Regions from separate parts of the Homo sapiens genome. Here region 2 is linked to region 1. The links are chromatin loops, found by intact Hi-C in ENCODE. Cell type or tissue: Calu3. All regions are shown on one strand. Each heading gives the region's core, and the rest is flanking DNA. Links, peaks and the distances in the headings are about the cores only. Region 1 overlaps C9 (complement C9). Region 2 has its middle 9.0 kb from the start of DAB2.

Evidence for each region. Peaks named below come from ENCODE experiments on the same cell type or tissue, not always from the same donor. Only the 100,000 strongest peaks of a DNase experiment are listed, where the experiment ranks them.
Region 2: it touches region 1 in a loop (2.1-fold over the local background); 1 of 110 quality-filtered maps calls a loop at or near these places.

Annotation. Positions count from the first base shown.
Region 1 is chr5:39,293,577-39,296,076 of GRCh38, forward strand. The region is part of intron 9 of C9 (complement C9); the gene reads right to left. Among named protein-coding and RNA genes, the nearest start is that of C9, 70 kb to the right of the region's middle. In Calu3, for the core only: no CTCF peak of the experiment used is centred there; no DNase peak of the experiment used is centred there.
Region 2 is chr5:39,428,557-39,439,383 of GRCh38, forward strand. No RefSeq gene overlaps it. Among named protein-coding and RNA genes, the nearest start is that of DAB2, 9.0 kb to the left of the region's middle. In Calu3, for the core only: no CTCF peak of the experiment used is centred there; a DNase peak (open chromatin) is centred at 4,825.

The sequences.
Region 1 (2,500 bases), core at 1-2,500:
TCTAAAGTGAAACAACAAAATAATATTTGGGTACTTCAACATTTCACTGTCAGCGTTGGAGAGATTATCTAAACAGAAAAATCAAAAATCCAAGAACACAGGATTTAAGCTGCACCATAGACCAAATGAACCTAACAGACATTTACAGAACTTTTTGCCCAAGAGCTGCAGAGGGCACATTCTTTTAATCAGTGCGTGGAACATTTTCCAAGATTAATCATATGTTAGAAAACATAACAAGTCTCGAAAAAATTTTACAAATTGAAATTATATTAAATACCTTCTAAGACCACATGGAATAAAACCAGAAGTCAATAATCAGGGAAACTTTGGAAACTGTACAAATACATGGAAATTAAACAATATGCTCCTGAATGACCATTAAATCAATTAAGAGATTAAGAAGGAAATGTTTTAAATTTCTTGAAATAAATGAAAATAGAAACAGAACATACCAAAACTGACGATACACAGAAAAGGCAGTAGTAAGAGGGAAGTTTATAGAAACCAATGTCTACTTCAAAAATCTAGAAAATTTTCAAATAAACATCTTAATGATACATTTCAAGGAGCTAGAAAAGCAAGAACAACCCAAACCCCAAAATAGTAGAAGGAAAGAGATAATAATGATCGGAGCAGAAATAAACGAAATTGAGACTGAAAACATATACAAAGGATTAATGAAACAAAAAGTTGATTAAAGGTTTTTATTTTAAAAGAAAGACAAAATAAACAAACAATAGCTAGACTAAGAAAAAGAAAAAAGAAGCCCCAAATAAATAAAATCAGATACAAAAATAGAGATATCACAACAGATACCACAGAAACACAAAGGGTCATTAGATACTGCTATGAACAACTATAAACCAATAAATGTAAAAACTTAGAGAAAATGGATAAATTTCTAGACACATACAACCTCTCGAGTTTGAACCAAGAATAAATAGAATACCTGAATAGCCTAATAATAAGTAAAGAGATTGAAGTTGTAATAAAAAGTCTTTCAACAAAGAAAGGTCCAGGACCAGATGGCTTCAATGTTGCATTCTACCAAATCTTTAAACAAGAATTAACACTAATTCTTCTCAAAAATTTTTTTAAAGACTGAAATGAAGGGAACTCTTCCTAACTCATTTTATGAGACCAGCATAACCCTGATATCAAAACCAGACAAGGACACAACACACAAAAAAACCCATAGACCAATATCCCCAATGAACATAGATGCAGAAGTCCTCTACAAAATATTAGCAAACTGATGGCAACAATACATCAAAAAGATAATACAGCATGATCAAGTGGGCATGAATTATCCGAGAAATAGTTCAACATATGGAAATCAATAAATGAGAAACATCACATCAGCAAAATTATGAACAGAAACCATGTGATCATCTCAATAGATGCAGAAAAACCATTGGATAAAATTTAACTTCTCTTTGTGATACAAATTCTCGATAAATTAGGTATAGAATAAAAGTAATTAAACACAATAAAGGCCATATATGACAAACCCACAGCCAACATAATACTGAATGAGAAAAAGCAGAAAGCTCTCCCTCTAAGAACTGAAACAAAGATGCCCACTCTCACCACTCTTATTTAACATAGTACTGGAAATCCGAGCCAGAGCACTTAGGCAAGAGAAAGAAATAAAGGACACCTAAATTGGAAAAGAGGAAGTTAAATTGTCCCTGTTTGCAGAAGACATGATCTTATATGTAGAAAATCCTAAAGACTTTACCAAAATACACTTAGAACTGACAATCGACTTTAGTAAATCTGCAGAATATAAAATCAACATGCAAGAATCAGTAACATTTCTATTAAAGAACAACAAACTAGGCCAAAAAAGAATGCAAAAAGTCAATACCATTTACAATAGCTACAAAAGAAGATACTGAGGAATAAATTTAACCAAAGATGTAAAAGAAAAACTATGAAACACTATTGAAAGAAATGGAAGAGGATACAAACAAATGGAAAGAAATCCCATGCTCCAGGCTTCGGCCTTACTACCAAAAACAATCTACAGATTCAGTGCAATCTCTATCAAAATGACAATGACATTCCTCACAGAAATTGAAAAAAAAATCTTAAAATTTGTGTAGAACCACAAAGACCTCAAATAGCCAAAGCAATCTTAAACAAACAACAACAACAACAAAAACAAAGCTAGGAGTATCGCATTATCGGATCTCGAAATATATTACAAAGCTGTAGTAACCAAATCAGCATTGTACTGCCATAAAAACAGGCACATAAGCAAATGGAACAGAACAGAGAACCGGAAATTAATATATCTATCTACAGTCAACTAATTTTTGACAAAAGTACCAAGAAAAATAACTGGTTTCTTTTCAATCTTTTCAATAAATTGTGCTAGGAAAAACTGATTGTCCATATGCAGAAGAATAAAATTAACCCCCCACTTTTTGTCCTATAAAAAATCAACCCAATATAGAATACTTTATTGTAAGACCTAAAACTATAAAACTAC
Region 2 (10,827 bases), core at 3,704-6,203, 140 kb after region 1:
AGATCTCGGCTCAGTGCAACCTCCGCCTCCCGGGTTCAAGCAATTCTCTGCCTCAGCCTCCCGAGTAGCTGGGATTACAGGTGCCCACCACCATGCCCAGTTAATTTTTGTATTTGTATTTTTAGTAGAGACGGGGTTTCACCATCTTAGCCAGGCTGGTCTCATGATCCACCCGCCTCGGCCTCCCAAATTGCCGGGATTACAGGCATGAGCCACCACTCCCTGCCCCCAAGGTTGTTAATTGTATCATTTATAGCAGCAGGAAGCTAGGACAAAATATGCCTGTCAATGGAGAATGACTGAGTATGTTATGACTTATCCATACTGTGAAGTCATATGTAACCATTCAAAGGAATAAATTAGAGTCAAATTTTGTGACATGGGAATATTCCTTTAGGTTTTTTTGAGTGAGAAAAGCAAGGTACAGAAAAGCATGGAAAAGATGTTTCTATTTTAGTAATATAAAAAGCAACACCTATTTATATATATTTGGGTATATATGTTTGTGGGTATATATGAAGGATTATCAAGGAGGTTGCAGTACAGATTACTAGGGGCCTGGTGGAGACAAGGGCAGAGAAAAGGGGTGGGAGCCATGCAAAAAGGAAAAAACTGAAAATAGTCTTTATGCAGGTATAGGTCACATTTATGCATTGAAGTGAAATGATATACACGCAGGTTTGTGGGTTTTTTTTCAAAAAGATTATATCATTTTAAGATAAGGAAAGGAAGAAAGGAAATCCTACGAATAGTTTTCATGGAGGTCTACCTTTAGGCTTTTCAAAAGTGAGTATTCATCAGTATGCTCATTGCTTAATTCAGCCTCCAGAGCAATAGTTCTCAAATTGTAGTATTTACGACAGTCATCCCGGAAGTTGGCTACTAGAGTAAATTCCTGGGCTCAGCCTCAGAGACTTCTCTGGAAAGGTCTGTGGTGGGGGTACCAGGGAATCTGTTTTTTGTTTTTTGTTTTTTGTTTTTTTTTTTTGAGACGGAGTCTCGCTCTGTCACCAGGCTGGAGTGCAGTCACGCGATCTCGGCTCACTCAAGCTCTGCCTCCCGGGTTCACGCCATTCTCCTGCCTCAGCCTCCCGAGTAGCTGGGACTGCAGGCACCCGCCACCACGCCCAGCTAATTTTTTGTATTTTTAGTAGATACGGGGTTTCACCGTGTTAGCCAGGATGGTCTTGATTTCCTGACCTCGTCATCTGCCCGCCTCGGCCTCCCAAAGTGCTGGAATTACAGGCGTGAGCCACCGCCGCCCGCCCGGAATCTGTGTTTTAATCAGCACTTCCAGGTCATTCTGATGCAGTGGTCTTGGGGACCACACTTTCAGAGATGCTGCTTTTCTCCTGAGAGAAATGGTGAAACCGCGTCTCTATTAAAAAAAACACACACAAAAATTAGCCAGGCGTGGTGGCGCACACCTATAGTCCCAGCCACTCAGGAGGCTGAGGCAGAAGAATTGCTTGAACCCAGGAGGCGGAGGTTGCAGTGAGTGGAAATCGCACCAATGCACTCCAGCCTGGGGTGACAGAGCAAGACTCCGTCTCAAAAAAAAATAAAAATAAAAATAAAAATAAAAAGACAAAGAAAACAGGTCTAACCATTCACAGACATTCGATTCGGTCCCTAAACACTTCTGCTCCATTCCAACCATGCGCATGTGATGTGCTTAGGTTTCTGGACTGATTGAATAGCCTCAGTTTTAAAATGGAATGGTCACTTGTGAATGAAGAAGGAATACCATTTGCTGTACTCGTTTAATGCTCATGCTCAAGGTCACGTCTTCATTAGAGAATGGAGGGAAGCTGTGTCTGGACTCCAGGATGATTTAACTCCCTAATGAGTGTGAAGCACATGTACATGCACACGCTTCACACAAGCGTCTGTGTGCCTGTTCGTATATGCATTTTCTGGAGAGGTGCACTATAGATTTCCCTGGATGATCAAAGGACCCCATAGCATAAAACAAGGTTAAATTCCATTGCATTGTGGTTTTATGGCCATTCCACATTCTTTCTATTTTTTTTAATCTGAGGATTTTATCTAATCTTTTGTACCAATCTTATACTTATCCTCACAACATCATTGACAAACGGGTTAGGCAAGTAGTCCTGTTTCTAAAGGTTAAGAAATGTTGGTGCAGGAACCTTGATTTACTTCTGTTCAGAGTGAGAGACAGAACTAGAACTACTACCCAAGTCTTCTGAAAGATCTAGAACTGCACAGGTCACACAGCCTGACTTAACCATAATTATAGTGGCTAGTGACAACTCTTCGGGTTCACTGTACCCTGCAGTGGTCTGTCCACACCAGGAAAAGCGTTTTCTGTTATGCATACTCTTTCATGAGAAAGACACTGACAAATGGAAGTGTGTCCAGAGCAGGACCACTTGGACAGTGAGGGGACCCTTCTGGGAATCAGAACTGCTGAGGGCTCCCAATGTGGCCTGACTGAAATGGGCATGTATGGCCAGAGCAAGAGAGCCTTTATGTTGCAGGGTGGGGAGGGAGGGGACATCTGTGACTAGCACAACTCTTCAAATATTCAAAGGCTTGTCATAAGAAAAGTGGATTAGACTCCTTTCCTTGGCCACATATGGTAGAAAGGGATCCCTGTACTGGTTTGAGTAATGCCCCTCCAAAATTCATGTCTACCTAAACCTCAGAACGTGCCTGCCTTGGAAATAGGCTCCCTACAGATATAATTATTTAAATGGGGTCATATTGGATTATTTGAAGTCTCATCCCCTTCAATGAAATCTTTTTATCTGTCTTAAAATGCTTTTTTGGCCAAAATATCTTGGCTTTTTATTATATTCTATTTTGCGTTTAGCATGATTCTGAAAATAATGCCTCTAGGTATGAATCCTAACTCTGTGGCTTACCAGTTGTGTTATTTAAGGAATATTGCTGAAATTCTATAAAGTAAGGGAAATAGTATAACTTCCCTCATAGTGTTGTTATCAGAATGAAATAAGTTAGTTGTGTCAAGGGTCGACAGTAGTAGTTAGCACATAGCACGGTGCTGATGATAATGCAAAATAACATTAATTTTTCCAAACATCTTAAATGAATAATTTAAAAAATATTAAGTAAATTTTAAAATAAGCTTACCTTAAAACTCAGACATTTTACTTCTAAAACAGCCTGCAGTAACCCCCACTTGTTTGCTAAGAAATATGTCTAAGAATGTTTAGAATAGCCAAAAGTGGAAATAACTTAAGTGTCTATCAATAGGAAAACAGACAAATAAGTTATGGTGCATGCATCCGTTGGGAATACTCTAACAATAACAACAATGGTGTGGCTCTATGGCCCAGAGCTGCTTGTATCAACATAGATGGATTAAATAAGCAAAGCAAGTTATAGAAGACAGAAAGCATGATGCCCTTTATACATGGTTTAAATATGAAAAATAAAATTATTGCTGAGAGGTACAAATATTCATATAAATAAATGTATATAAAAATAGTGGCAATAAGTCACAAATTCAAGGTGGTGGTTACTTCTGAGAGGAAGTAGGGAGATAAAGAAAAGGGCACTCCAATCATGCTAGTAATCCTTTTTCTTGATGCTAGGTGCATGGATGTGTATTGTCTTACTTTCACGTCTATTTATATAGACACTCTTCTGAGGTACTTTACAGGTATTAATTTATTTAGACCTCATAAAAATCCAGTTCACTAAAACCTATCGTCTCAATTTTACAAATGAGGAAACTGACTCAGGAGTCACAGAACTAGTAAGTGGCAGAGCCAGTCTTTAAACCCAGGTAATCGGTTCCAGGGTTTGTGCTTTTAACCGCTAGGCAACACTAACCCTTGCTACAATTTTATGTAGAAATGAAAAGGCTATAAGTGGTGCACACTCTCCAACCCAACTTTGGAATGCACACTGATCATGTTCCTCTTGTTTGCTCCTGTCACTGCTCCGTGCTTTCAGTCTGCCAGGCTCCTTGTCCTTCTCTGGCTTTCTTTTTTCTTTTTGAGACAGAGTCTCAGCCTCCCAGGTAGCTGGGATTACAGGCACCCGTCACCACGTCCAGCTAATTTTTGTATTTTTAGTAGAGATGGGGTTTCACCATCTTGGCCAAGCTGGTCTTGAACTCCTGACATTGTGATCCACCCGCCTTGGCCTCCCAAAGTGCTGAGATTACAGGTGTGAGCCACTGCGCCCAGCCACACTTTGGCATTGTATCTCAGCTCCTGCCGTTTGTTTCTTTCCTCTGCATCAAAGGCCTCATCAGATTCATTTTTTCTGACTTCGATTGTGACTCAATACCCTTTCGAGGCTGTCTCTGGTATCTGGACTTTCACCACAAGACTCTAAGCCTGGGTCTGGCTTACAGAGGCTGCAATGATTGGTGAGAGAGGGAAGATAAAGTGGGAAGTGATACATTATGTCTGAGCACAGCAATGAAGGGACACAGAAAGAAGAAATGTCTCCCTGAGAAAGGGCTCAGGAGAGTTTCTGTAGCAATATGTGCATGTGTGTTAAGCGTGTGTGTGTGTGCATGGTGCGTGTGTGTATGTGTGTTAGTTCAGGATACATGCTGCTGCTTTTTAGAATAAATAGTGGTGGAAGATACACGTTGTGAGGCTAATCCAAAATAACCAATAACCTCTGCACAATTTCTACCTCGCTTTCAGATATAATAACACCATCCAAATGGAGCGACTCTGACTTTTTTCCCCATGGCAAATAAATCATTCTTATTTTGGTTAATATTCAAACTGGTTCTCCTTCTCAGTCTCTGTTGGTGAAAGGACATTCCTCCAGGGCAACCCAGAGAAGGAAACGTCACCACTTGCTTCTATTGAGAGAGAAGCCAAAGCTCTGGAAACCCATGTCACAGGCTTCCACTGGATTACTGTCGGCTCAGTCTTCCATTGAAGAACTGAGGTTACCAAAATTGTATTTGCTGAAGAAACACCAGCTGGGAAGGCTATGCTAGGTGTTGGTTTGCGGAGAGGGAAAACCAGTCTAGAATTATCCAAGTTGTGGCTGAAAATGCATTAAGTCTTATAGTCATTTTGCTGAGGCAAACCAGGAAACACACAATCACAGACTTATGTAAAACGCATTTATCTGACAAGTAGACAATTTCTATTATTATGACTTATATTGAACATGAGGCAGTTTTAAAAACTAATGTTAGACGTTAACCACACCTAGCAAGTTGATGATGCTGTCTCTTCTCTTCTTCCTCCTCCTCCTTTTCTTCTCTCTCTCTCTCCCTCCACCCTTGGCCCACACACGTACACACACACACACACACACACTTTTATATTTTGTTGTGATTGAGTTTGAATTATAGGCAATAGTAGGCTACTAAACTATATCCATGAATTTAAAACGCCTTGACTCACTGTATTTGTTGATTTCTCTGTGTTGAAAACTTCCACCATGGCTTATTTCAAGCTGTCATGTGGCGTTACTGACTGGAGTCGGGAAAAGATGAGGACAATTGGCTCTTATTAGCATCAGCACTGGCTCTCACACACCACTGGTTATGAGATATGTACTAGTCTCTTTCTTTCCTAACATTCGACTACTAAAGTGTCTCTTTCCACCATCTTCCTGGCCAATTAGTCAAATTGACTAATCAACTACTTACAAGTAAAGAATCTTAAATGAAGTCTCTCTAGAACATGATGCTTAAAAATCTGGACCACAATGATCAGGAAATAATGACTTTTTTCATAATTAACACTATAGCTTTATGGAAATACTATAGGATTGAATTAGGCATGCATAAATTAGAATCCTGGCTCTGTTATTATCTAGTCGTATGGCTTTAGATAAATGACTTAACTTCTCTGAACTTTAAGTTTCTTATTTGCAAAAATGAAAAACCATGCTTGTGTTGCAGGTTTATTTTGTGGATTAAATAATATAATAAATGTAAAATAAATTCCTGGCTAATAGCGGGTCCTATGGTGGTTATCATTGTGAATTGCAAGAACAAAGGAAGCATTCAGGTTCTTCTCATTTTAAGATTTTCTCATAAAAAGAATTCTTAAACTTTTGGGACTCGCTTTTATTGTCTGATAATGGATACTGACAAGTGACAAAACACTTTGATATGTACTAGATAAGTATTGATGGAAAAAAAACTTGAGATATTTTTATGTATTATTTTTATTTTCTGATAGTGTCTCACTATCTCCACTGCTACTACCTTGGCCCAAGCCATCATTGCCTCTCGCGTGGATTAATGAAATAACCTCTAACTGCTTTTGCTGTTACCCTTCCCACAGTCTATTGTCAGCATAGCAGCCAGTGATCTTCATGAAATACATCCAGTAATGTTACACTTTTATTGAGAACCCTTCAGTAACTCCCATCTCCATCAGAGGCAAAGCCAGCGTCCTTATAAATGGCCTCCAAGGCTCTATTGATTTGCTCCTCCTATCCCCTGCCTTAATTTTTTAACAGCTGTTCATACAGATCTTCCCCTCACTTCCTTCACTCCAGCCAACTGGTCTTCTTCTGTTCTCTAACCATGTCGGGCTCATTCATATCTCACACCTTCACACTTGCTATTCTTTGCCTGGACTGTCCTCCTCCTGAATAATGATTGCTCAGGTCCCGTCCCTTAACTGCTTTAGATATTTGCTCAAATGCCACTTTGTCATGGAGAGTATTTTTGACCATTGTACCGGGTTGAATAGTGTCCTCCAGAAATGCTGCCTGGAACTTGTGAATGTAACTTTATTTGGAAATAGGGTCTCTGCAGATGTACTCAAGTTAAGGCAAAGCCATACTGAATAAGGGTAGACCCTAAATTCAATCACTAGTGTCCTTTTAAGAAAAGGGAAATTTTGATATACACAGGGAATAAGGCAATGTGAAGCTGGAGGCAGAAGTTAGAGTGATATAGTTGTAACCCAAGGAACACCAAGGTTTGCTGGAAACCACCAGAAGCTAGGAGAGAAGCGTGGAATAGATTCTTCCCCACACCCTTTGGAGGTGGCATGGCCTTGATGGCATCTTGATTTTGAACTTCTATTCTCCAGAACTGTGCAAAAAAATCAATTTCTTTAAATCACTTCCTTTTCAGTAATTTGTTAGGGCAGCCCCAGAAACCTAATGCAATTATTATATTTAAAGTTGCTGCCCTAATACCTTATCCCTCTTCTTCAATTTACATTTTCTCCATAGCACTTATCACAAACTGACAGAGATAACTGATTCTTAAGGTTCTCTTATGCAGTGTATTTCACTGACTGTGACTATCAGCAAACCATTATAGTCCCCAAACATCATGGTTTAATTTTCCCTTCTCACCTACTCTTCCAACTTGGAAGTGTTTATACACACGAGTGGCAGTCCTCCTCTAATAAGGAGAATGCCAGCTAAACTTGTCCAACTTATACTGTTGTTCTTGTCCCCAGTTTGAGAAAATATTTGCGTGCAAATAGTTGCTGCCTATAGTTTATTATTGCACCAACACAGATCCATTAAAACAAACCAAATGAGAGAGAGAGAGAGAATATTGTTTAATTTGAGGATCTGATTTCTAGTAGGTCCAAAATAGAGACCTGGTACATTTTATACTTGGCATATAGTCAGGCCAAATTAACTCCTGCCATTTGGTATGTTTAAAAAGATTACTCCCGTGAGATGCAATAGGAAATACATAGCCAACAACAAAATTCACCTTAAGTAAACTGAATCTGATCAAACCTCTAGATATGGCTACCAGTATCGAGGAATTACACAGGTAGAGGATTTGCTTAAATGACACCACAAACCATGTCAGCCAAATCCAGAATGTGGTACTTTTTATGGGGCATATGACCTGATTTTTCCAGCAATTCAATAATATTAATAAAATGGAGTGGGATGAGAAAGACAATTATAGATTTACAAACATTTAAGAGATAAAAAAAAAAATACACAATTTTGCCCGGTACAGTGGCTCACGCCTGCAATCCCAGCACTTTGGGAGGTTGAGGAGGGGGGATTGCCTGAGGTCAGGAGTTTGAGACCAGCCTGGCCAACACGGTGAAAACCCGTCTCTACTAAAAATACAAAAATTAGCCGGGTGTGGTGGCAGGTGCCTGTAGTCCTAGCTACTCAGGAGGCTGAGGCAGGATAATTGCTTGAACTCAGGAGACGGAGGTTGCAGTGGGCCAAGATCACGTCACTGCACTCCAGCCTGGGTGACAAAGCAAGACTCCATCTAAAAAAAAAAAAAATACAATTTTGCGTGGGAGTCTCGTGGATTCTGATTCGAACAAATCAGTTGTTTAAAAAATATTTTTGAGACAGAGAAATTGTAATTTTAGAAGATAAGAAATTATTATCAAGTGTGTAAATGCATCATCTTTGTGAGTCAGAGATGTATAGTGACGTATTTACAGGTGAAATGATATGATACCTTAGATTAAAAAAATAACATAGCTCACCTCTAAAAATGAGGGAATAGACAAAACAAGATTGTTGAAGCAGAGTGATGGGTATATATAGATTCAATATACAGTTCTATTTTTATTTATATTTGAAAATTTTCGTAACAAAGAAAAATAACGATCACTGCCACCATTAGGTGCCCCATGGAGTTCATTCATCCATCTGTTCATTCATTCATTCATTCATTCATTCATTCATTCGACATTTTTCTTATGCCAGTTACTGCTAGGTTACCTGTGGGTGCTGCAGACAAGTCGTAACCTCACTCTAGGATTTCTATGATTTGTCTTGGAGAGCTTCCTACATTAAACTATTTTGTAGAAAAAACAGTATTATTTCAGCATGTAGAAACTCAGAATTCAGATGCAATATCATAGTACCTCATGATTGAGAGAGTTTGGCTTTGTTTCCCCAGTTCCTCCCACCCCTAGAGGTAGATCCAGGCATCTGGAGGCTGGAGGAGCACTTTCTGGGGTCAAGTATCAATTGAGTCACTTTTACCATCCTCTCCTCAATATTAGACCTTATCAGAATGCCCAAGCCAGGCATTCTTTTGATGTCCCTAGGTTTGATGTCCCTATGCTCCTCAAGTACTTTTTTTACTGGGTTACTGATTTCAAGCTGGAGTCAGATGATTTGCTAAATGACCTCATCTTCCTGTCTGTTTCACACCACGGGGGTGAAGAGAGCAAATAGGTACAAAGTCTGTTTGGCTTCTGAGCCCTAGAAAGAGGCCTGTATTGCTGTCATGTGCTTGTCTGGTGAGATGTTCCAGAGTCTGTTTTCCTTTCTCCTAGATTCATAAAGTCAGGAAATCAATCTACAAAGCTCCAAGTAAATTTTCTTTCAGGGGCATTTTTGGTAGTCAGGACATGGCTGCAAAGGGCAATACTACATTATGAAAGCACTGCTGATATTTGGGAATGGGGGAGATTCCCTTCTCTTCTTTATCCTCTTGCCTCTCAACAATCAGTAGCACCTCCACCAGTGGACAGAAATAGGAATGGGATAGAACTTGGAAACAACTTTGATCTTGATGAAGATAATGCTATTTTGCATTATTTGCACACAATTTTTTTAGTTTAATATAGCTTTTAAAAATATTTTCAGGCTGAGGTGGGAGGATCATCTGCATATGGGAAGTCAAAGCTGCAGTGAGCTGTGATCCTGCCACTGCACTCCAGACTGAGTGACAGAGCGAGACCCTGTCTCAAAAATATATATATATTTATATATTCATATATATGTATATATTCATTTATATATTTATATATTCTTATATATGTGTATCTATGAATATATATATATATATATTACGGTTTGGCTGTGTCCCCACCCAAATCTCATCTTGAATTGTAACTCCCGCAATTCCCACATGTTGCAAGAGGAACCTGGTGGGGAGGTGATTGAATTATGGGGGCAGGTGTTTCCTGCACTGTTCTCGTGATAGTGAATGAGTCTCACTAGATCTGATGGTTTTAAAAAGACAGAAATGCACATATTTTCTTTCTTTGCCTGCCACTATCCACGTAAGATGTGATGCTCCTCCTTGCCTTCCACCATGATTGTGAGGCCTCCCCAGCCACTTGGAAAAGGGAGTCCAATTAAACCTCTTTCTTTCATAAATTGCCCAGTCTCAGGTATGTCTTTATCAGCAGCATGAAAACAGACTAATACAATGTATATTCTCATTTGATTCTTATATTAATTTTTTTCAAGTGAGACCATTGTCATTGTTTTCATTTTCAAGACGATAATGTTGGGTCTCAGAGAGGTCAGGAATTCCTTCAAGTGCACATTGATTGCTGGTGAAGGTGCCAATTCTTCTCTTATTACTCTGCCCTTATAATTGATCTTTCAATTATTCTGCATGACCTCTTAAATATTTGATAAAGGAGAAGGTAGAAGGAACAGATAATAGCGTTTTAAACTGTCCATCATGTCTCCATTAGCACAGATGCTTTGAATTTAGCTATATTTTAATTTCTCCCCTTAGATGCATACGGTTTTTAATCTCCAAGTATCTCTAAGCATTATGCTGTAAAACCATAGTGCTTTCTATTTCTATTTTGCCTAAAATATTTTAATTGGATCAGAAAATTGTTTTGGTACCATATGTAATATATGGTACAACTTAGTTCTCAACTTTGTTTGGGCTTTTGCTTCCCAAACAAGTCAATTTCTTGCTACAAACAGGTAGGGTCCTTTTGGTTTATACCTGCCATCGATGTAAGACAACTGTCCTTGGTTATTTGGATTAGTGTTAAGTCTCGGAGTAGCAGTAAGTCCTATGCCCTATGAAGAAGGATTGCCCAGAAGAGACGTGAAGGGGAGCATTAGCATCTCTTCATGGCCATCTGGTTCTTCTTAGCTGAGGAATGCCCACTGGTTGTAGCAGTTCTG